Linked DNA regions of Homo sapiens: regions 1 and 2 are each linked to region 3. Evidence: chromatin loops called from intact Hi-C (ENCODE). Cell type or tissue: IMR-90. All regions are shown on one strand.

Evidence for each region. A loop is a pair of places that touch in the nucleus more often than their neighbours do. Peaks named below come from ENCODE experiments on the same cell type or tissue, not always from the same donor. Only the 100,000 strongest peaks of a DNase experiment are listed, where the experiment ranks them.
Region 1: a loop joins it to region 3, with 12 times the contacts of the local background. A loop is called at or near these places in 26 of 110 quality-filtered maps.
Region 2: a loop joins it to region 3, with 16 times the contacts of the local background. A loop is called at or near these places in 12 of 110 quality-filtered maps.

Annotation. Positions count from the first base shown.
Region 1 is chr7:98,291,051-98,299,050 of GRCh38, forward strand. It overlaps BRI3 (brain protein I3), which reads left to right. Exons shown (of 3, transcript NM_015379.5): 3 at 61-495. The coding sequence ends at 193. It overlaps BAIAP2L1 (BAR/IMD domain containing adaptor protein 2 like 1), which reads right to left. Exons shown (of 14, transcript NM_018842.5): 13 at 3,024-3,061; 14 at 600-2,546. The coding sequence ends at 2,471. Among named protein-coding and RNA genes, the nearest start is that of BRI3, 13 kb to the left of the region's middle. RefSeq lists enhancers at 4,026-4,255, 5,589-6,090 and a silencer at 4,864-4,978. In IMR-90, CTCF peaks have their summits at 886 and 3,952 (motif pointing right); no DNase peak of the experiment used is centred here.
Region 2 is chr7:98,018,457-98,026,456 of GRCh38, forward strand. No RefSeq gene overlaps it. Among named protein-coding and RNA genes, the nearest start is that of OCM2, 32 kb to the left of the region's middle. RefSeq lists an enhancer at 4,333-4,832. In IMR-90, a CTCF peak has its summit at 3,236 (motif pointing right); no DNase peak of the experiment used is centred here.
Region 3 is chr7:98,837,728-98,845,727 of GRCh38, forward strand. No RefSeq gene overlaps it. Among named protein-coding and RNA genes, the nearest start is that of TMEM130, 28 kb to the right of the region's middle. RefSeq lists an enhancer at 4,108-4,157. In IMR-90, a CTCF peak has its summit at 4,220 (motif pointing left); a DNase peak (open chromatin) is centred at 3,894; H3K27ac peaks cover 337 bases.

The DNA of each region.
Region 1 (8,000 bases), 550 kb before region 3:
TGAGGGTTCTGGCTGCCCGGGTCCTTACGGTGCCACCCTCTCTGCCCGTCTCTGCTGCAGGGTTGGGGTGCTGGAGGACTGCTTCACCTTCCTGGGCATCTTCCTGGCCATCATCCTCTTCCCCTTTGGGTTCATTTGCTGTTTTGCCTTGAGGAAGCGACGATGCCCCAACTGTGGAGCCACCTTCGCTTAAAGGGAACACCAGGCCCGGCTTTCCTACACCCAGCTCTCTTTTTCTAATGTAAATGTTGTGTACAATAATTTTATTTGATTAAGCTTCAGGACTGTTTTGTAAAGCGAGGTGGGACCGATGTGGCACACGCCAGCTGCGGTTTCCCGGAGCGTGGAGAGGCAGTGCTGCTGCTCCCGCCCGAGGCTCATGACAACTCAATAAAGCACTGCTTTTATTTTTTGCAGTCTTCAATTTGAGAAAGGTGAGAAATAATGTTTTCAATAAATGAGATTCATACCATTGTTGACCTGGTGCTGCTTACTCGGTGCTTTCAGAGACCCAGGAAAGACTGGAACGACACCCCCATCGCTCCCCCGGCCAGTCCTGACCACAGTTGTATTCAGCAGGCGCTTACAGCTCAAGAAAATGTTTTCAAGTTCTGCTTTATTATTAAAGTTGTAATCCCTTGATATTTACAGAGCAGGCACCTCGGTGCCAAGGACCAGGCCATGCCCGTTCTGGTCTGGGAGGCAGAACCTGGGGTTGGGTGAGCCACGGGGTCTGCAGGTTGCATCCGAGACCCCCAGGTCCTATTCTTCCACCCCGTAACAAAACCAGAAACCTCCCCAAGGCAGAACGCCAAAGGCCAGGTGTCACCCACACCCCAGCAGTTCCCCTTAGCGCCAGATGGGGCTCCCTGAGCCCTGTGGCTGAAGTGGGGAACACGGCCATGGGGCTTGTGTGGACTGAATTCTCATGTGGCTGCAGCCCTTTCTGTAGTACAGACTGGGGTTGTTAACATAGTTCATGGTGCCTGCAGCCCCTTCATGGTGGGGGTGCCTGGTTTGTCCTCCCAGGAGAAGCAGATGGTAACACTGCTGGACCTGGCTGGAAGGAGCCTGAAGCATCGGCCACGTCCACTGGCTTACCTGCATGTAACCTTTCCCAATCTCAGCCTCATAGGATACTACACTTATGGCAAGGCTAAAGGAGAGGGGATAAGTCACAGCCCCAGCACCCAGCAACACACACGGTGAGCGGCCGGGCTGGAGTGCAGCAGCATGATCTGGCTCACTGCAACCTCTGCCTCCCGGGTTCAAGTGATTCTCCTGCCTCAGCCTCCTGAGTGGCGCCCACCACCACACCTGTCTAATTTTTGTATTTTTAGTAGAGACTCCTGACCTCAGGTGATCCCCCTGCCTCGGCCTCACAAAATGCTGGGATTCCCGTACCTGGGCCGGGCTGGGAATTTTAACCATGACTCTCCACTCCAAAATAGGTCCAGATCCTTGGCAGCCAAAGATGATTTCCAGCCCCGGGCTCAGGGCAGCCAGTGCGTAGTCCTCACATCCATACCATAGGGCCAGGTTCCGAGGGCATCATGGCTGCTAGGCTGAAAAACCCGCCCTTCTCCAGGCACCAGAGGTCATCCTGGCTTTACACGTATCCTTTGAGAGTCTGTACCTGATTCAAACACGGAGAAACCAGGACCCCGAGCAGTTTGAGTGTACTGGTAATGGATGCAGCTTTGGCCAACTAGCTGAGTGAGAACACAAGGAGCCGTGACTCCGACGCCCAGGCCTGTGTCCTGGATGGGCCGTGTGCAGCGAATCCGTTGGCGACTCCTAACTACCAAGAAAAGGAGCTCTCGGAGGAGATTTCGTCGAGTGCTACGTGTGGCTGTGATAAGGGCAGGCAAAGCGTCTTAGCACTCTACAGCTCTGGCGTGGTTGGAGGGAGGGTGGGGGTTTCTCCATCTCTGGAAGCTCTACACTTAAACATTTTAAGTTAAATTACATTTATATAGTATTTTCATAATTTATATTGCTTAAAATTATGATTTGCATGCTAAGATGCAAACTTACGTGATATCTTCTTTAGACATAATGCTATTAAGAGCACATGCTTTATAAAATAAAACTGGTCTCATTCATATCAGGTGCAGAAAGCCAGTCCTGAAAGCATAGACTATCCCTTATTCTGGCTGTTATTAAGGAAAAAATTCATTTAAAAAATACAGTAAAGATTGAAACCAAGTTTACTGTTTCTTGAACAGAATAGGAAGAAAATATTTTAAATGGCTGAGCTGGTCATTAGACTATTACTCATTTATCTTAAAGGCAGAAACTTGTCAACCCAACTACGTGAAACAGAGAAGCATGATTTGCTTAAGCAGGCGACATTAGAGTTAGGCCTCTCCACTGAAGCTTCCCGACCGTCAGCACGTGGCAGACAGGATGCGCCCATCATTCCGCAAGGGAGAACCGGAGAGGCCCGGGAGAGTCCTTGGCTGTCCTCTCATCGAATGATGGGTGCCGAGCGATCATTCGTCACAGTCGGGCGGAGTTTCACAGTGGCAAAGGGGTTTTCTCCGCTGCAGGGGATAAGAAAAATCTTTCAGAACTTCTGCTCTACGAGGGAAACTGGATTTTAACAGTGCTAATAACCCGTTCTTGCCCTGTGAGACTGGGCGGCTGACCACCTCCCCAGCTTGTACAGGTCCCAGCAGCGTTTTCTGAGTGTGAAAGTTTTGTTCAGTGATGATTCCTACACCATACCACCTGCTGCAGAACGATCCCAGGTTTTAAGCGTTCTGGACGTGGGCACCCACACCTCTTTAGTCCTGCATTGTGTGTGACATGGGGGTCACTCTGGGGTGGGGAAGCCCTGCTCCCAGCGTGGTCTAAAGTAGTTGGTAAAGCGAGCAGGGGGCTGCACTCCCCCATGGCTCCACAGGCCGAGGCCTTTCTCAGGCTGGACCCCCTGGGCTGGGCACCGAAGGCCCTTCCGGGGGACACTACAGGGAAGAGCAATGTCACACACTGAGGCTCACGTAGGAAGCCACGCCTACCTGAGAAAAGGCGGCTTTGCAGTCCCGTTGGCATCGTTCTGTGAGAAAGATAAAGAAGTTTATGGAGGGCTTAGAATTGGTCTTTTAAAAATTATTTTAGGTAGAGATGGGGATTTGCTATGTTGCCCAGGCTGGTTTCGAACTCCTGAGCTCACGTGATCCTTCCACCTTGGCCTCCTAATGTGCTGGGACTACAGGTGTGAGCCGCTGCGACTGGCCTGTATTGGAGATTTTTAATAAGACCCGAAGGTAAAGACATCTAAAACATAAGGGATGTTTAAAAGTGCCCTGTCCCAATCTGTTAGACTGTCTAAATTCACTTGGAAGAATAAGGCAAGAACAGAAAACGCTCTGAAAGGCGGTAGCGGCCCTCCCAGGTGTCAGAGCGTGAACAGAGCATGGCACTGCCTGCGCGGGTCACCCGTGATGTCGGGAGCTCACATGTGAACGAGCCGCCTGCTAAACTCGGAAACAGTTTCACAAAATGAAGCTTGAGCAACAGAGCGACATCACAGAAGAAAACATTTGTGCCAAACAGAACCTCTCAGACTCGGGGCAAACAGAGATCCCACAGGTCCTCAGCCACGGTCTTTTGAACGCAGAATCTAGTGACTGGGATGTGCTTTTTGGGAGCTGACTCCTGAAGCATGACAAAGAAACAGGAAATAAAAATAAAACCCCACTGGCTTTGGGGCTGCTAGAGCCAGGGATCTTGTAGGAAGCTCAAACTGAGGAAAAGAGAAGGTGGAACCAAAGTGCAAAGGTGCCTACAGGGCTCGGGTGGGGAGCAACTCCTTCCAGCACCTGCCACCCAGGGCGAGCCAGGGCCAGGTGTGTGCGCGCCTTCTTTCCCTCACTCCAAAAAGCCTGGAGGGTTTAACACTCTTTCCTGCCTGCACACAGGGAGTGGAGTCAGGCAGCCGCCCAGGAGAGGGCAGTGTAACACTGTGTAACCAGCCTGTGGCCCGGCCACACCGTCCTGACAGCCCCAGGAAGCGTCCCAGCACCCCCAGGGGGTCTCAGGGAGCACGCAGACCTCTCAAGATTGACTTAGGGGAGGCCCTCTCATGCCCGATGCCAGCGCTAGAGCGCAGGCCGTTCCTGGACATGGAGGCCCAGGCCAGGCCTCCTCTGGGATGGCCTCCACTGCATGTTGGGTGTACAGGCTGTGGAGACGGAAGGCAGTTTGGGAGCCCCAGGGCTGTGCCTGAGACCTGTCCCACCCTCCCCAGATCCCCTGGGCAGGGCATCTGGGGCCAATTCATTGTCTGCTTTTCATCACTGGAGCACAAAGCCACTGACCTGCCTTGCACATCCTACAGGGCTTTAAATGGCCGCAAAAGTGACTTCCTGCGGGGCACTCAACGCTTCCCTAGCAGGCCTCAGAGGAAGTCCTTGCTGGTGTGAGGTGCATGCTCTGCGATTATGATGGGCTAATTTATGATTTAAATGCACCAGGGTGCCTGTCGCATGTGCTCACGGTGCTGGCATTCGTGGACTCTGTTGCAGAAGGGCCATGGCTGGGCCTGAGGCACGATTCATGCCAATCCTGACTCCACTCTGCCCTCCCCTCCTCTCCCACTGGAGTCATCTGACTCCTTGGGGCCAACACCATCTCCCTCACATGTGCAGCTTATGCTAGGGGAAGGCGCTTCCCAAACTAGAAACCAGAAACACCCTCCACCCACCCCAAGCACACCCCGGAGCTTGTTCAGAGCCTCCTGGGCCCCCACGGGACTTTAAAAAGGTCCCAGTAAATCCTCACAAAGAACGCAGCAAGAAGCACCGACTCCTGCCAGGAGGACTGAGGAGGAAAAAGAACGCTTAAGATGACAGCTGGAAGCCACTCAGTGTTGGGCCAACCCCGTGCACGCATGCCTGGGGCCCAACAATCCTGCTCCCTGTAGGAACAAGCAGGGCACACACCCATGGGCACCGAGACACTCGGGCAGCCCTGGAGAAACAGCCCAGACCAGAAACACCAGACGCCCGTCAATGGGAGAGTCAGAACCAGCTTCTGTGCAGACAGCAGGTCACCACACAGCACTGAGCGACTGTCCCTACGGGGCCACCCCAGACAGCCATCTCTGTGCCAGGGCTTGGGGAGTCTGGTGTTGGAGAAGGGATGGTCACGGAGGTGGGCCATGCTGGGTGATCGTGGGGGCCGGGAACGTCCTGCTGGGTATACGGAGTCACATCATGAAAATTCATTGTGTGCTTTTCTGTCTGTGGTATTCTGTAATACAATGTTTACTTTAAAATATGTATTGGGCCAGGGACAGTGGCTCATGCCTGTAATCCCAGCACTTTGGGAGGCTGAGGTGGGCGCATCACCTGAGGTCGGGAGTTCGAGACCAGCCTGACCAACATGGAGAAACCCCGTCTCTACTAAAAATACAAAATTAGCTGGGTGTGGTGGCGCACGCCGGTAATCCCAGCTACTCAGGAGGCTGAGGCAGGAGAATCGCTTGAACAGGGAGGCAGAGGTTGTGGTGAGCTGAGATTGCACCACTGCACTCCAGCCTGGGCAACAGAGTGAGACTCCATCTGTAAAAAACAAAAAAACAAAAAACCAACAAAACAAAAACAGAAACAACAAAAACATATTGGACGTGTTCAGGCAGATTTCCCGTTTAACATCTGCATGTTTCTCAGGGACCTGAAACCCCAGCACTCCTTCTGGATACAAGGCTGGCAGGAGCCTCTCTGCCTCCCTCTCCACTGCAAAGGAGACCCACGAGGGCAGGGGCTTGGCACATACGGTGCCTCTTATCTGGTGGCCCCCAAGGGTCTCACAGCATCCTCCCTGCGTCCCTGTCTCAACCGCATACCTCACACTCAGCCCACTGTGGTGGTCACTGAACATAGACCTGCCCTCCTCTCTGTTCCCTTTCCTTGCAGTGGGGGACACCTCCAAGCCACAGGCAGCACTGCCACCGGCACCCAGGGCCCCGCGGGCACTGCCTGCTGCATGTCCTGTGTCCCCAACAAGACAGGAGACCACTAAGGCCACGAAACCAGCAGCCACTACGAGAGTGGTTGGGCTGCAACTGGAGACTATAGAGCGAGGCCACCAAGCGGCTGACTGCGGCCAGGGTGGACACATCTTGTGATCCCCCATCTCCCGCAAGAATCCAAGAATCCAAAATGTGTGTGTGGACACTGGCTGACCACCCATCACTCGATGCCTGGTCCACACCCCCTTCCCGACTGTACGGAGCTTCCAGGGTGCCCACCACATAGCCATGCGCCCAGGTTGGGGGACTAGTTGACCTGGCTTTCAGAGGGGTCCCGGGCAGCTCGGAGCACCGAGCACCACTTTTTCCCTTGGGCTGCAGCAGAGAATGCTGGTGGCCCTCACTGCAGAGGGCAGGACAGAGTGAACAGGGCCAGTGCAGGTGGCCTTGCTCCTGAGCAGAATGGAACAGCCCTAAGGAACATTTCCAAGCCAGCTGGAGGCCAGTTACTCGCAACAAAAGTGGCCCTCACTGACACCTGTCTTCAGTGTGAAAACCCATTCCAGTCCTCGTCTGTGGCCCGGACTTGTCTTCCAGTTCACTTCTGATCTAGTTCAACCCCTTTATTCTCAAAAGGGGGACGCTGAGGCCCAAACAGGGAAAAGCCAACTGCTCCGAGCCACTGGGATCTTTTTGGAAGCCGAGGCACCCATGTTGTGACGCAAACGAAGATGCGTGCAGGCCTGCACCGGGGGCACTGGCGGCTCTCAGGAGGGGCTCACGCCACGTGAGGGCGCGCTGTGAAATGCAGGCTTGCTTTTACAAAGGAGAGCTGTGTGCTTATTTAAAATGTTGGGAGGGAGCCAATACTTCCTCACTTGGAACTGCAGTAGAAAATACGTAAATTAAAAAAATTCAGGCCGGGCACAGTGGCTCACGCCTGTAATCCCAGCACCTTGGGAGGCCAAGGCAGGAGGACTGCCTGAGGTCAGGAGTTCAAGACCAGCCTGGGCAACATAACAGGATCTTATCATTGTTAATAAAAACTTAAAGAGATATCACGTGACCTGTGGCAAACCCCTAGCTTGAGTCCTGGCAAGTCTCCCCTGCCCCCTTGGGAGAAGCCCCTGCTCTCAGATCGTCTAATAAGACGCGCCGTCACAGGACAGCTGTGGGGCTTCCCAGGTGAGTGGGATGCTCTATGGACACCTAAGGTTAAGCATTCCAGTGTCACACGACCTGTAACTCACAGGAGCTGGATATAAAACCATGTATAAAAATGCTTTTAAAAAACATTAGGGGCTGGGTGCGGTGGCTCACGCCTGTAATCCCAGCACTTTGGGAGGCCGAGGCAGACGGATCACAAGGTCAGGAGATCGAGATCATCCTGGCTAACACGGTGAAACCCCATCTCTAATAAAAATACAAAAAACTTAGCCAGGCGTAGTGGCGGGCGCCTGTAGTCCCAGCTACTCGGGAGGCTGAGGCAGGAGAATGGCGTGAACCCAGGAGGTGGAGTTTGCAGTGAGCCGAGATGGTGCCACTGCACTCCAGCCTGGGTGACAGAGCAAGACTCTGTCTCAAAACAAAACAAAAAAAACATGAGGATGCTTTCCCAGCTCTCATGGATCCCAGTGTTTGGCCTGGGATATAACACAGCTTTCCCCAACATCATCAGCTGGTTTAGGCATTTTGGTTAGGGAAAGCTAAGTTATTAATCGAGGTGGACATAAAAAGGCTGAGACACATAATTCCAGGACTGTGTCCCCAGCCCTCAAGGGTGCCAGAGGCCCCCGGGGCTTTCAGGTGGCAAAGGCTGCCATTGTTTTTGAGACAGGTCTTGCTCTGTCACCCAGGCTGCAGTGCAGTGGCACAATGACAGCTCACTGCAGCCTCGACCTCCTGGGCTCAATCGATCCTCTCACCTCAGGCTCCTGAGTAGACTACAGGTATATGCCACCATGCCTGACTTTTTAATTTTCTGTTTTTTGGTGTTTTTTTTGAGATGGAGTTTTCCTCT
Region 2 (8,000 bases), 820 kb before region 3:
TAATGGGAGAGAAGCACCTTCCTCCATTGTGGGGCCAGGGCAGGGCCAGAGCCCCGGCTGGGAGTGGATCCTACACTTGCTTTTTTTTTTTTTTAATTATGGTAAAATATGCATAACATAAAATTTGCCATTTTAGCTATTTTTGAGGGTACAATTCAGTGGCATTTATTACATCAAAAATATTGTGCAACCGGGCTGGGCATGGTGGCTCACGCCTGTAACACCAGCACTTTAGGAGGCTGAGGCAGGCAGGAGGTCAGGAATTCAAGACTAGCCTGGCCAACGTGACAAAACCCCGTTTCTACTAAAAATACAAAAATTAGCTGGGTGTGGTGGTGTGCACCTATAATCCCAGCTACTCAGGGGGCAGAGGCAGGAGAATTGCTTGAACCTGGGAGGCGGAGGTTGTGGTGAGCCGAGGTTGCGCCACCATACTCCAGTTTGGGCAACAGAGCGAGACTCTGTCTCAAAAAAAAGAGAGACAGAGAGAGAAATAAACAAAATATTATGCAACTGTCACCACCATCCATCTCCAGAACTTTTCCATCTTCCCAAACTGAAACTGTCCCCATTAACCCTCACTCTCCATCCCCCTTATCCCCAGGCTCTGATAACCAACATTTTACTTTTTTTCTGTCTCTATCAGTTTGACTATTCTAGGTACATTATATAAGTGGAATCATGCTGTATTTGCCATTTTTTTTTTTTTGGAGTTTTGCTCTTGTTGCCCAAGCTAGAGTGCAGTGGTGCAATCTCGGCTCACTGCAACCTCTGCCTCCTAGGTTCAAGCGATTCTCCTGCCTCAGCCTCCTGAGTAGCTGGGATTACAGGCGCGCACCACCACGCCCGGCTAATTTTTTTGTATTTTTAGTAGAAACGGGGTTTTGCCATGTTAGCCAGGCTGGTCTTGAACTCCTGACCTCAGGTGATCCACCCACCTCAGCCTCCCAAAGTGCATGAGCCACCTCGCCCGGCCTTTTTGTTGTTTTTTTTTGAGACGAGTCTCACTCTGTCATCCAGGCTGGAGTGCAGTGGCACAATCTTGGGTCACTGCAACCTCTGCCTCCTGGGTTCAAGTGATTCTTGTGCTTCAGCCTCCCAAGTAGCTGAGATTACAGGCGTGCGCCGCCATGCCAAGCTAATTTTTTGTATTTTATTAGAGACAGGATTTCACCATGTTGGCCAGGCTGGTCTCAAACTTCTGACCTCAAGTGATCCACTTTCCTCCGCCTCCCAAAGTGCTGGGATTACAGGTGTGAGCCACTGTACCCGGCCATATTTGCCTCTTTGTGACTGACTTATTTCCTCTCCTCCGCTCCCTCCCTTCCTTCCCTTCTTTCTTCTTCTTCTTCTTTTTTTTTTTTTTTTTGAGACAGGGTTTGGCTTTGTCCCACAGGCTGGAGTGCAGTGGCATGATCTCTGCTCACTGCAACCTCTGCCTCCCTGGCTCAAGCAGTCCTCCCACCTCTGCCTCTCTAGAAGCTGGGACTACAGGAATACACCACCACACTTGGCTTTTAAAATTTTTTTGTAGAGATGAGGTCTCACTTTATTGCTCAGGCTGGTCTTGAACTCTTGGGCTCAAGTGATCCTCCTACCTCAGCCTCCCAAAGTGCTGGGATTACAGGTGTGAGCCACAGCGCCCAGCTGTGACTGTCTGATTTCACTGAGCATAATGTCCTCAAGGTTCCTCCATGCAGTAGCAGGTGTCAGCATTTATTTCCTTTTCAGGGCTACATAATATTTCATTGTATGGACAGACACATTTTGTTCATTCATTGGTAGGTGGACTCCTGGGTTGCTTCTACCTCTTGGCTATTGTGAATAATGCTGCAATGAACATGGGTGTACAAATATCTGTTGAGGACGGGTGCAGTGGCTCAGGCCTGTCATCCCAGCACTTTGGGAGGCTGAGGTGGGAGGATTGCTGGAAGCCAGGAGTTTGAGACCAGCCTGGCCAACATAGCAAGACCCCATCTCTACAAAAAATAAAAAAGTTAGCTGGGCATGGTGGGGAATGCCTGTAGTCCCAGCTACTTGAGCGGCTGAGGCAAGAGGATTGCTTTAGCCTGGAGGTTGAGGCCGCAGTGACCTATGATCTTGCCACTGCACTCCAGCCTGGGGGACAGAGTCAGACCCCATCTCAAAAAAAAAAAAAAAAGAGGTTAAAAAATCCCACAAATATCAGCTGGAGTCCCTGCTTTCAATTCTTTGGAGCATCTACCCAGAAGTGGAATTGCTGGATCTACATTTTTTTTTTTTTTTGAGACAGAGTCTTGCTCTGTCACCCAGGCTGGAATGCAATGGCGCGATCTCAGCTCACTGCAACCTCCGTCTCCCAGGTTCAAACAATTCTTATGCCTCAGCCTCCCGAGTAGCTGGGGCTACAGGCGCCCACCACCATGCTTGGCTCATTTTTCTATTTTTAGTAGAGACAGGGTTTCACCATATTGGCCAGGCTGGTCTCGAACTCCTCACCTCAAGTGATCCACCTGGTTCGGCCTCCCCAAGTGCTGGGATTACAGGCGTGAGCCACTGCGCCTGGCCTACCTTTGTTTTTGAAGTGGGTTGGGTGGGCCTGGGTTTCTCAAATCCCAGTATAGCACTGCATAGGATATATCACGGTCCTCAGTTCTCAGAACCTGGGTCTCCTCAGCTGTGAAAAGGGATAGTGATAATAGTGGCAATCACAGGGTTGCTGTGAGAGATACTTAAGATTTTGTAGAAACACCCACGCAGGCTGGGCGTGGTGGCTCACATCTGTAATCCCAGCACTTTGGGAGGCCGAGGTGGGAGGATCACTTGAGCACAGGAGTTCAAGACCAGCCAGGGCAACACAGTGAGATCTCCTCACTACAAAAAATATATATAAATTGGGTGGGCGTGGTGGTGTGCACCTGTAGTCCAATCTACTCGGGAGGCTGAGGTGGGAGGATTGCTTGAGCCTGGGAGGTGGGAGGTCGAGGCTGCAGTGAGCTGTGATTGTGCCCCTGCTTTCTATCCTGGGCAAAAGAATGAGACTCTCAGAAAAAAAAAAGAAAAAGAAATGATGACTTCAAGACCCAAGGAAAATTGCCCGTTAAAATTTTTTAAAATAATCTTTTAAATAAAAAATTTAAAAGAGAAACACCCATGTATCGTGTACATTGAACGGTGCCTGGCACCTGCTCAGCTTTGAATCATTTCTCCCGTGATGTTGCCATCAAATCTCCAGGGAAGGGGAAGCAGGCACCATCACGGCCACCAGGGGGCGCCGCTGCCACAGCTCTGAGTCTCGGCTGGGCCGGGCTGGCATCTCCACCGCCCATCACCTCCCACCATTGTCCCCCTCCGTTTTCAGGCCGGGCCTCCACTTTCTCATGTCACCCACTCTGCTATTACTCCATGCTCCCATCCTTCCTACGTCCTTACTTTCACCCAGGATGAGAAAGTGCCCCACCGTGTCCAGGCCACATCACCTTGTCCCATGACCTATGTCCCTTCCCTCCCCAAGGGAAGCTTCAGCCCATACCTTGCGCCATTTACCCGGCCCAAGGGCTCTCCCTGCGCAGGTAATGACCTTGTCCCTTTTCCCTCTGGATGGTTTCTCTGAAGGTCAGGTGAGGTCATGTGTGGGGAAGTCCCTCAGAGACAAACACTGGGGTCTGGTGCAACAGCTCACCCCTGTAATCCCAACACTTTAGGAGGCCAAGGCAGGAGGATCGTTGGAGGCCAGGAGGAGTTCAAGACCACTCTGGGAAAAATGGCAAGATCCCATCTCTACAAATAACTTAAAAATGAGCCAGGTGTTGAGCATGAACAGCTACTCAGGAGACTGAGGTGGGAGGGTCGTTTGAGGCCAGGAGTTTGAGGCTGCAGTGAGCTATGACTGTGCCACTGCACTCCAGCCTGGGTGACAGAATAAGACCCTTGTCTCAAAAATAAATAAATAAATAAATAGGCAAATAAAAATCAGCCAGGTGGGGTGATGCAAGCCTATAATTGCAGCACTTTGGGAGGCTGAGGCAGGAGGATTGCTCGAGGTCAGGAGTTCAAGACTAGCCTGGGCAACATCTCTACAAAAAAATTTAGAAATGAACCAGATGTGGTGGTGGGCACCTATAGTCCCTGCTACTCAGGAGGCTGAGGTGGGAGGATCACTTGAGGCCAGGAGTTCAAGGCTGCAGTGAGCTATGATTGCACCACTGCACTCCAGCCTGGATCACATAGTGAAACTGTGTCTCTAAAATCAAACCAAACCAAACCAAACCACAGCCCAGAGCTGGTGACAGGGTTGGGACAGCTGCAGTGAGCCTCAGGCCAGGGGCCCATGCCTTCCTCAGGAGCTCTGAGGAGTCCTTCCTGGTCAGAACACACTCCAGGAATTGCACTTTTCCAGCAGGGCTGGAGAGGTGTCCACAGGCCTGAGCAGACCCGCCCCTGGGAGAGAGGCCTGTGGACACCAAGGCCAACTCTAAAGGGGGTAGCTGCATTTGTAGCCCAGCTCCTGGGCACTTACTAGGCCCGAATGCGGGCTCCGCGTGGCCAGAGAATTGGAAAATGCAGAATTTTTTTTCCACAGGAAATCTCCAAATGTTTGAATATTGGCAGTTAGTTACAATTATTTTCAAACTCTTCATGGGCCAGTCAAGGCAATCTACAGCCGGGCTTGGCCTGTGGGTACCATTTTGCAGCCTCTGATGGAAGCTTCTTGAAGACACTGGTCAATGCTAATGGTCAATACCTTGCAGCACTGATCACAGGGATAACCTGAGTTTTAAGCTGCCTGGGTGATCTTTATTTTATTTTTATTATTAATGTTTTAATTTTTTTTTAGGGGCAGGGTCTTGCTCTGTTGCCCAGGCTGCAGTGCAGTGATGTTATCATAGCTCACTGCAGCCTTGACCTCCTGGGCTCAAGCAGTCCTCCCGACTCAGCCTCCTGAGTAGCTGGGACCACAGGCACTTGCAAACGTGCTAGGCTAATTTTTTAATTTTTGGGTGTGTGTGTGGCGGGGGTTGGGTCTCACTGTGTTGTCCAGGCTAGTCTCGAACTCCTGGCCTCAAGTAATCCTCCCTCCTCTGCTTCCCAAAGTGCTGGGATTATAGACGTGAGCCACTGTGCCTGGCTGAGCTTCACTCCTTCTCATGGAAGACTTTTTGTCTGAGCATTGATAGACACTTGGTAACCCCATTATAGTGTGGGCACTGGGCTCTTATAAGCAGGGGGCATCATATACTCTCCTTGGTCACCAGGATGACATTTCTGGGTGCACATAAGAAATGTCAACTGCGCTGGGTGTGGTGGCTCATGCCTGTAGTCCCAGCTACTTGGAAGGTTGAGGTGAGGAGATCGCTCAATCCCAGGAGTTTGGCATTCATTGGTGACCTCCCAGAAGCAGGGGACCACCAGGTTGCCTAAGGAGAGGTGAACCGGTCCAGGTCAGAAACAGAGCAGGTCAAAACTCCCGTGCTGATCAGCAGTGGGATTACACCTGTGAATAGCTACTGCACTCCAGCCTGAGCAACATAGTCTCTATTTAAATTAATATAATATAATATAATATAATATATATAATATAATATAATATAATAATAAAGGTCAACTGCAAATTGCACACTGATTCTTCAACCACCCCAGGAAAGGCCGACCTCACACTGCATGTGGATGGCGTGACAGTCCTGAATGTGGGGAAAGAGAGCTTGTCCTCGCAGCTACGTCAACAGAAGCCAGAGACTGGGGCCAAGAAGAAAGACCCTGCGGGGTTGGGCTGGAAAGTCCTGGACGCCCAGCTCTTCACACCCACTCAGTGCATGTGATCACAGCTGTAGGATCTAGAATAGTTGCACTTGACAGATGGCCTCTGAAGGTGTTGAAATGGGGCTTCCCGTGGCCAACTGATACCTGCATGCAGTAAGAAGCCAGGTGCTGCCACCACCCTCCCCCTGTTTGTATCCAGGGGATGGGACTTCTTGTGGAGGTCCCGGTTTGTCTTTGCTTCCGACCCCAAGCAGGCAGCTGGATCAAGCTGTCCTGAGAAGGTGATCCATCTCCCTAGCTGGGTGTATGCAATGCTGAATGCAGCTATCCCAGACACATTTATTCCATATACACCCCCCTCCCCAAATTCCATGGAATGAACGAAGTCAGATTTCAACAAGGATGACTACAGCCCAGGGCGAAATAACTCTGCTATCCCCTCTCTGTAGCTCCCCAGACTCTTTATTTTATTTTATTTTATTTTATTTTATTTATTTATTTTTTGAGACGGAGTCTTGCTCTGTTGCCCAGGCTGGAGTGCAGTGGCATGATCTCGGCTCACTGCAACCTCTGCCTCCTGGGTTCAAGCGATTCTCCTGCTCAGCCTCCCGAGTAGCTGGGATTACAGGCGTGCATCACTATGCCCGGCTAATCTTTGTATTTTTAGTATAGATGGGGTTTCACCATGCTGGCCAGGCTGATCTCAAATTTCTGAACTCAAGTGATCCACACGCCTCGGCCTCACAAAGTGCTGGGATTACAGGTGTGAGCCACTGTGCCCAACCGCCAAACTCGATCTCTATCTCTCTCTCTCTCAGAGTCTCTCTCTGTCACACACACACAAACACACACACACGCACATACACACAGAGATACCCATGATATACACACAACCCTCATTTTTCACCATTTGGAAGTTCGATGTCCAATTGAGAGCAGTGACTCCCCTTGCCAATTCCAGGAAATAAAACTAAGCACAGATTGCCAGCTCACTGCGTGTCCGTGGCCTCATGTCTTTTTGGGAAGTGGCCTCTGTCTCTGGAGCAGGGAGAGCATACAAAGTGTTTCACTTCACTGGGCATTGTGGCTCATGCCTGTAATCCCAGCACTTTGGGAGGCCAAGGTGGGCAGATCACGAGGTCCGGAGATCGAGACCATCCTGGCTAACACGGTGAAACCCCGTTTCTACTAAAAATACAAAAAGCTGGGCGTGGAGGCGGGCGCCTGTAGTCCCAGCTACTCGGGAGGCTGAGGCAGGAGAATGGCGTGAACCCAGGAGGCAGAGCTTCCAGTGAGCCGAGATCTTGCCACTGCACTCCAGCCTGGGCAACACAGCAAGACTCTGTCTCAAAAAAAAAAAAAAAATCAGCCAGGTGTTGTGGTACGTGTCTGCAGTCCCAGCTGCTTGGGAGGCTGAGGTGGGAGAATCGCTTGAACCTGGGAGGCAGAGGTTGCAGTGAGCTGAGATTGCACCACTGTACTCCAGCCTGGGCAACACAGCAAGACTCTGTCTCAAAAAAATAAATACATAAATAAAAATGCTTAAACATTTGAGAAGAATCAAGCCCGGAAGGGACCATAAGGACTCCCCACACAGGAGGACGCGTGCCTCAGGGCACTCGGGAATCAGTACTGTAGTGACATCTAAATCTGTACTCAGGAAGCAAGTCAGTCCTAACACCAGAGCAGCTTCAGATTAAAAAATACAAATCAACTGGACGCAGTGGCTCACATTTGTAATCCCAGCACTTTGGGAGGAAGAGGCAAGAGGGTTGCTTGAACCCAGGAGTTTAACACCAGCCTGGGCATCATAGTGAGCGTTCATCTCTCCAAAAAAAAAAAAAAGAGCCAAGTGCGGTCCCAGTCACTCAGGGGGCTGAAGTGGGAGGGTCACTTGTGCCCAGAAGTTGGAGACTGTAGAGAGCTATGATTGCGCCACTACACTCCAGCCTGGGCGACCGAGCAAGACCCTGTCTCTAAAAAAATAAGAAAGAATAGTCTGGGTGCAGTGGCTCACACCTGTAACCCCAGCATTTTGGGAGGCCAAGGTGGGCAGATCACAAGGTCAGGAGTTCGAGACCAGCCTGGCCAATATGGTGAAACCCCGTCTCTACTAAAAATATAAAAAAATTAGCCAGGCGTGGTGTCGGGCACCTGTAGTCCCAGCTACTCAGGAGGCTGAGGCAGGAGAATCGCTGGAACCCGGGAGGCAGAAGTTGCAGTGAACTGAAATCGCGCCACTGCACTCCAGCCTGGGTGAC
Region 3 (8,000 bases):
ATTTGGGAGGCCAAAACAGGAGGACCCCTTGAGCCCAAGAGTTCAAGACCAGCCTGGGCAACATAGGGCGACCCCCATCTCTACAAAAAAAAAAAAAGTTTAATTAGCCAGGTGCGATGGCACACACCTGTAGTCCTAGCTACTTGGAAGGCTGAAGCAGGCGGATCCCCTGAGCCTAAGAAGTTGAGGCTATAGTGGGCTATGATTGTGCCACTGTACTCCAGCCTGGTGACAGAGCAAGACCCCATCTCAAAAAAAAAAAAAAAAAAAGGAGGAAAGCATTTATTGCAAGAGAGACAACACTCTGATCTTAAAGTCTGCAAGCTGCTCAATAGTAAATTTTTTTTTTTTTTTGATACGGAGTCTCGCTCTGTCGCCCAGGCTGGAGTGCAGTGGTGCAATCTCGGCTCACTGCAAGCTCCACCTCCCGGGTTCACACCGTTCTCCTGCCTCAGCCTCCCTAGTAGCTGGGACTACAGGCACCCACCACCATGCCCGGCTAATTTTTTGTATTTTTAGTAGAGACGGGGTTTCACCGTGTTAGCCAGGATGGTCTCGATCTCCTGACCTTGTGATCCACACACCTCGGCCTCCCAGAGTGCTGGGATTACAGGCGTGAGCCACCGCGCCCAGCAAAAAAAATTGTTTTAATAGAAAGGAATAAACAAAGGCAGAATCGGGGGACCAGATGCCACTGTCGTTCATGCCTGTGAGCCCAGCATTTTGGGAGGCCAAGGGGGGAGGATGACTTGAGGCCAGGAGTTTGAGACCAGCCTGGGCAACATAGTGAGACCCCATCTCGACAGAAAATTTTAAAACTAGCTGGGCGTGGTGGTGCACGCCTGTGGTCCCAGCTACTTGGGAGGCTGAGGTGGGAGGATCACTTGAGCCCAGAAGTTGGGGGCTGCAGTGAGCTATGATCATGCCACTGCACTCCAGCCTGGGCAACAAAGCTAGATCTTGTCTCAAAAACAAAAACAAAACAAACAAACAAGCAAAGTGTGAAAGATGTAGCAAATGAGCTGGAGGGTAGCAGCTGGGATGATAATCCTTAAGTGTTTGGACCTGGGGCTCAATGTTATGGGGAATCCCTGAGGGTTTGGAGTGGGAGAGTGAGCTGACCCAGCGGCAGTTTGGAAAATAACGCTCCAGTGTGTGGCCCAGAGACACAAGCTGTGGTCTCTGCTTGAGAGAAGCACTTCCTGCTACACACCCCCAGTCTCCCCCAGGACCAAGCCTGCAGCAGCCCAGTGTCGGGTCAAATGCCCTTTGGGGACCTAGGAGTTGAGGACCTGGTTTCAGCAGGACAACCTTGTCTTAAAGGGAAGCCTGGCCATTGGGACCTTGCTCCCTGAGGCTTCCTCTCAGAAGAGCTTATAGCAACCCCGCCCCCCCACCCCGCCCCCAACACCCAGTGCTTGTTCCTAGGAGCACAAAGGTGCTTTGGAGGCAGCTGGAAGAAAATTAAAAGGCAGCAAAACCCAAACCCCACCAGAGAGGGTGTCTGCGCTGGGGACTGTTTGCTGATCACAGTCTCCAAAATGTTAACTCAACACACACTCTCTCGTGACTTTAAAATGCACCCAGCATTGAGCCAGGCACAGTGGCTCACACCTGTGATCCCAGCACTTTGGGAGGCTGTGGTTGAGGGTATCGTTTGGTTTCAGGAGTTTGAGGCCAGCCTGGGCAGCGCAGTGAGACTCTGTCTCTCCAAAAAAAATACATAAATGGGCCAGGCGCGGTGGCTCACGCCTGTAATCCCAGCACTTTGGGAGGCCGAGGCAGATGGATTACGAGGTCAGGAGATCGAGACCATCCTGGCTAACACGGTGAAACCCCATCTCTACTAAAAATATAAAAAATTAGCCAGGCGTGGTGGTGGGCACCTGTAGTCCCAGCTACTCAGGAGGCTGAGGCTGGAGAATGGCGTGAACCCGGGGGGCGGAGCTTGCAGTGAGCCGAGATCGCGCCACTGGACTCCAGCCTGGGCAACAGAGCGAGACTCCGTCTCAAAAAAAAAAAACAGAAATACAAAAACGAGCCTGGTGTGGTGGCTCACGCCTGTAATCCCAGCATTTTGGGAGGCTGCGGTGGAGAGATTGCTTGGTTTCAGGAGTTTGAGACCAGCCTGGGCAACACAGAGAGACCCCATCTCTATGAAAATACAAAAATTAGCCGGCATGGTCATGCATGCCTATAGTCCCAGCTACTGAGGAGGCTGAGGTGGGAGGATCCCTTGAGCCCATGGGGTTGAGGCTGCAGTGAGCCATGTTGGTGCTACTGCACTCCAGTCTGGTCAACAGAGTGAGACTCTGTCTCAGGAAAAGGAAGAAAGGAAGGAAAGTACCTATCATTCAGATGCCCCCACACACGTACACACACTCATGCACACACACATGATGCATACATGTACAGTGTGCAGTTTACAGAGAAGAGCAGACACAGGGGGATAGTAGAAGCGGGAGAAACAGGTGGACTGATCACGCCGTCCACAGTGGTGGCAGCCCCGGAATGAGCAGCTGTCCAGAGCCGAGGTGGCGACAGTGGCACCAAGTGGTTAATGCACCCGGGATCCCCAAAGGCCTCCCTGCTCTCCCCAGGATCTCATGCAGGGGTCCAGCTGGTGGCCTCTGCTCCCTCCCTCCTTCATCTCCCCACCACAACCCTGCTCCGGGGCCCTGAAGCAGCTGATCCCCATCATCTGATGGAAGGGAGTGGCAGCCGGGACTTGCACGCCTCTGAGCCACTGTCCCCAATGCCCAGCAGAAAACAGGTCAGAAAGATGCCTGCAGAGGGAGGAGTTCACTTAGGAGCTTCCCCTCCCCAGTGAGAAGCTCAGCTCGGGAGACTATAGGGCAAGGGTTGCTGTGGGTCACATGTAGAGCCGGTGAGAAGCTGGAAAATACAGCACAGTCTGGAGAGGGGGTCAGGGAGGAGGTGGGCAGCTCCCTCAGTCTCTCTTCACACCTCTTCCTATAGAATCTTCCATTCCCAGCTGGAAAATACAGCACAGTCTGGAAAGGGGGTCAGGGAGGAGGTGGGCCGCTCCCTCAGTCTCTCTTCACACTTCTTCCTATAGAATCAACAGCCCTAGGAGGTATGAAGTGGTGTCTCATTGTGGTTTGGATTTGCATTTCCTTAATGACCAATGACATCGTGCATCTTTCCATGGGCTTATTGGCCATTTGTATATTTTCTTTGGCTAGATGTCTATTCAAGTCCTTTGCCCATTTTTTTTTAAAGTGGGTTATCTTTTAATTGCTGAGTTGTGTGATTCATGATGGTCAACAAGCTGGGAAAAAATGGGCAGGTATCTAGGCTCTGCTGGGTCCCGAGGGCAGCGAGCTGTGGATGCCTCCACAATGTTTCCTGAATGAATGCCTAGAAAAACACACCAACGCACCCTTTCCCTCTTTTTCTCTCTCTCTCTCTTTTTTTTTAAAGACACAGGGTCTTGCTCTGCCACCTAGGCTGGAGTGCGGTGGTGTGATCCTAGGTCACTGCAGCCTCCAACTCCTGGGCTCAAGCAATCCTCCTACCTCAGCCTCCCTAGTAGTTGCGACTACAGGCACCCACCATCATGCCCAGCTAATTTTTTTAATTTTATTTTTTGTAGAGATGGGGTCTCGCTGTGCTGCCCAGGCTGTGTCTCACATTCCTGGCCTCAAACGATCCTCCCACTTTGGCCTCTCAAAGTGCTGAGATTACAGCGAGTTCCCTCTTTATCCACATGGTACAACATGAAAAAACAAAAGCTTGGACAGATTCAGTGGCTGGCCCAAGGTCACAGAGCCAGGCTGGAACACAGATCTCCATTTCCTCAACCCACAGTCAAACTATCTTGTGGCTGTAGCTGTTGACTCATGCTGACCTGTAGATTTCTCGGAAAAGCTATTGGGCAAGAAAAAGAAGAGGCAAAACAAAAGTGACCTCCTCTTCTGAAAAGATTTCTCAAGGGCCAGAGTCCCAGGAATGTCTTCTGTCCTGGAAGGGGCTGAAGGTTCTAGAAGTTGGTTGCCAGCTTGGCTGTTTCACCAATGTGAATGTGAGTATATGTGTGTGCGTACAGTGTGCCTGTGTGTTCATGCAGGTGTGTCGGCAGGTGCTGCAATGCCAGGACCCTGCCCATCCATGCCCCTCTGCCCGCCATGCCCCCCGGTGCACCTGGCAGAGGCTGGGAGCCTGCAGAAAGCATAGCCGGTCAGACACTGCCACCTGCTGGACATACTGGGCACAGCATGCAGATGGCTTGGGGCCCTGGCACTTCATCTCCTAGATCTTCTAAGGCCCCCAGAAAGTAGTGTCCTCCATCACCCCTCATTGCCTATGTGGGCCTCTCTAGAAAACACTTACAGGGTGTAATCTCAGCACTTTGGGAGGCCTGTAATCCCAGCACTTTGGGAGGCCAAGGCGGGCGGATCACCCTGAGCTCAGGAGTTCAAGACCAGCCTGGCTAACACAGTGAAACCCTGTCTCTACTAAAAATATAAAAATTAGCCGGGCATGGTGGCGGGTGCCTGTAATCCCAGCTACTTGGGAGGTTGAGGCAGGAGAATTTCTTGAACCCGGGAGGCAGAGGTTGTAGTGAGCTGAGATCGCGCCATTGCGCTCCAGCCTGGGTGACTGAGCAAGACTCCGTCTCAACAAATAAATAAATAAATATATATATATATATACACACACACACATACATACATACATATATATATATATAAAGGAAAACACCTACTGATGAAATTTTATATAAAGGAAAACACCTACTGATGAAATTTTTGGCACTATGAACCCCTTTAAGTCAAGTCAAGCCCTCTTCTCAGAATAATGTTTTCAAAAGCATAATATAAAATAGTGCTGGACACACTGGCTCACACCTATAATCCCAGCACTTCAGGAGGCTGAGGCAAGAGGATCACCTGAGGCCAGGAGTTCGAGACAAACCTGGGCAACACAGCAAGACCCCATCTTTACAAAAAAAATTTTTTTTAATTAGCCAGGTGTGGTGACTTATACCTGTGATCCTAGCACTTTGGGAGGCCAAGGCAGGAGGATCACTTGAGGCCAGGAGTTCAAGACCAGTCTGGGCAACACAGCAAGACCCCTATCTCTACAAAAACTTTCTTAAAAAATTAGCCACCTATAATCTCAGCACTTTGAGAGGCCAAGGCAGGAGGATTGCTTGAGGCCAAGAGTTTGAGACCAGCCTGGGCAACATAGCAAGACCCCGTCTCAACAGAAAATTTAAAAGTCAGCTGGGTGTGGCAATGGACACCTGTGGTACCAGCTACTTGGGAGGCTGAGGTGGGAGGATCGCTTGAGCCCAGGAGTTCGAGGCTGCAGTGAGCTGTGATCACACTACTGCACTCCAGCCTGGGGGACAGAGCAAGACCCTGTCTCTAAACAAATACATAAATAAAGATGTAATTTTTCCCATCCAAGTACCTCAATGCTCTCCATGGATCCCTTGGGGATTAGGGTAGCTCAGTTTAAGAGACTCTGACCCATTCCCTGCCTGATGACCCTGGAGCCTCCTCGGCCCGTTGGCCCACTACCACATGGGACCCAGCTTAGCTTGCTCCCTCAGCCCCTGCCACACTGTCTACAGCCCACCTGCTCTCCCAGCCTCCAGCCTCTGACCTTTCCTCCTCAACACAGAACAAGGCACCACTCTCAGAAGCCAGGCCAGTGGCTTTCTGCTCCAAGGATGGATAATTGCCCGATCTGATGTCCAAGAGGCCGCCATGCCAGAAGGGGCCCACACCGCAGTCCCTCTCTCCAGGATTCAGGGAGGGAGGCCCCTGCCTCCTGACACCTGGACATCACCACGTCTCACACCAGGGCTTCCGGGCCATTTGTCCTGACCTATGGGGTCTTCTGGACAGTCTGGACAGACATTGAGTTTGTTCCTTAGAGTCTTGTGTTCCCTCCCCTAATTCCAGTCATTGTGAGGTTACAACACAAGTGTGAGGAAGTAACCCTTTCTCCCTTCCTCACGCCATCCCTCTTTCCTTTCAACAATATTTAATGAACACCTGCTATGTGCTGGGTAGTATTCTGGGTGTTAGAAGTAGAAATAGTGAACAAAATAGGCAAAATCCTTTCTTTCTTCAAGTTTATATACCATGTAAGGCTCAGATTAAATAAATAAGTTAAGGCCAGCTGCAGTGGGTCATGCCTGTAATCCCAGCACTTTGGGAGGCCGAGGTAGGAGGATCCCTGGAGACCAAGGGTTCCAGACTAGCCTCAGCAACATAGCAAGACCCCATCTCTACGAAAAATTTTTGAAAATTAGCTGGGCATGGGGGTGGGCTCCTGCGGTCTCAGCTACTTGGGAGGCTGAGATGGGAGGATTGCTTGAGCCAGGGAGGCTGGGGCTGCAGTGAGCTATGATTACACCACTGCACTCCAGCCTGGGTGACAGAGTAAGACCCTGTCTCTATAAAAAAAAAAGTACAAATAAATTTTAAAATAAATAAATTAATAGTATGTTAGGCAAAGCGTGGTGGCTCATGCCTGTAATCCCAGCACTTTAGGAGGCCGAGGCGGGCAGATCACTTGAGACCAGCCTGGCCAACATGGCAAAACCCTGTCTCTACTAAAATTACAAAAAAATTAGCCAGGCCTGGTGGTGGGTGCCTGTAATTCCAGCCACTTGGGAGGCTGAGGCAGGAGAATCACTTGACTCTGAGAGGCAGAGGTTGCAGTGAGCCAAGATCGCACCACTGCACTCCAGCCTGGGCGACAGAGCAAGACTCCATCTCAAAAAAATAAATAAATAAATAAATAGTATGTTAGAAGGTGACATATGCCATGAGTATAAGGGCAGGTAGGAGAGGAGAGTGCCAAGTTGACCTCACAGATGAAGGTGATGTTTGAACAGCCGTGAAGGAGCAGAGAGGGAACCCCACACGTGTCCAGGAAACAGCATCCTGCCCGGCAAAGGGAACAACTCGGGAAAGACCCAGCCAGACAAGCAGCAGGGGCTGGGGGTGACAAGGTCACAGGCCAGGTTGGACAGGGATTTGGGAGGCCACCAGAAGGATTTGGGGTTTGCTCTGAGAAGGGAGACACTGAAGGGTTTGGGGCAGAGGAAGATGTGGTCTTGGAGCAGTTTTGTGGACAAACTTCTGGCTCAGTGAGGGGTGAGCAGGAGCTGCCAGGCATTATGAGAGCCCTGCCAGGGACCAGGGTGGTGGCAGCAGGGGAGGAGGGAGCAGCGGTCAGATTCTGGATCTCAGTTGAAGGATTTCTCACAGGATGGATATGAAATGTGAGAGACGGAGCTGCCGAAAATGACGTGGGGAAGTCTGTTTCCTGGGGCTGCCGAAACAAAGTACCACGAACTAGGTGGCTTAAAACAACAGCAACGGGACCAGGCGCGGTGGTTCACACCTGTAATCCCAGCACTTTGGGAGGCCGAGGCGGGTGGATCATGCGAGGTCAGGAGTTCAAGACCAGCCTTGCCAACATGGTGAAACCCCATCTCTACTAAAAATACAAAAATTAGCCGGGTGGGGTGGTGGGTGTCTGTAGTCTCAACTACTCAGGAGGCTGAGGCAGGAGAATCGCTTGAACCCGGGAGGCAGAGATTGTAGACAGCCGAGATCGTGCCACTGCACTCCAGCCTTGGAGCAAGACTCTGTCTCAACAAAACAAAACAAAAAACTCAGGGCTGGGTGCGGTGGCTCACGCCTGTAACCCCAACATTTTGGGAGGCCAAGGCAGGAGGATAACTTGAGCTCAGGAGTTTGAGACCAGCCTGGGCAAGATAGTGGAGCCTCATCTCTACAAAAAATAAGCAGAAAATTAGCCATGGATGGTGGCATGCACCTATAGTCCCAGCTACTCAGGAGGCTGAGGTGGGAGAATCACTTGAGCCCAGGAGGTCGAGGCTGCAGTGAGCTATGATCGTGCCACTGCACTCCAGCCTGGATGACAGAGAGACTCTGTCTAAAAGAAATAATAAGTAAATAAAAATAAATAAGGCCAGGTGTGGTGGCTCA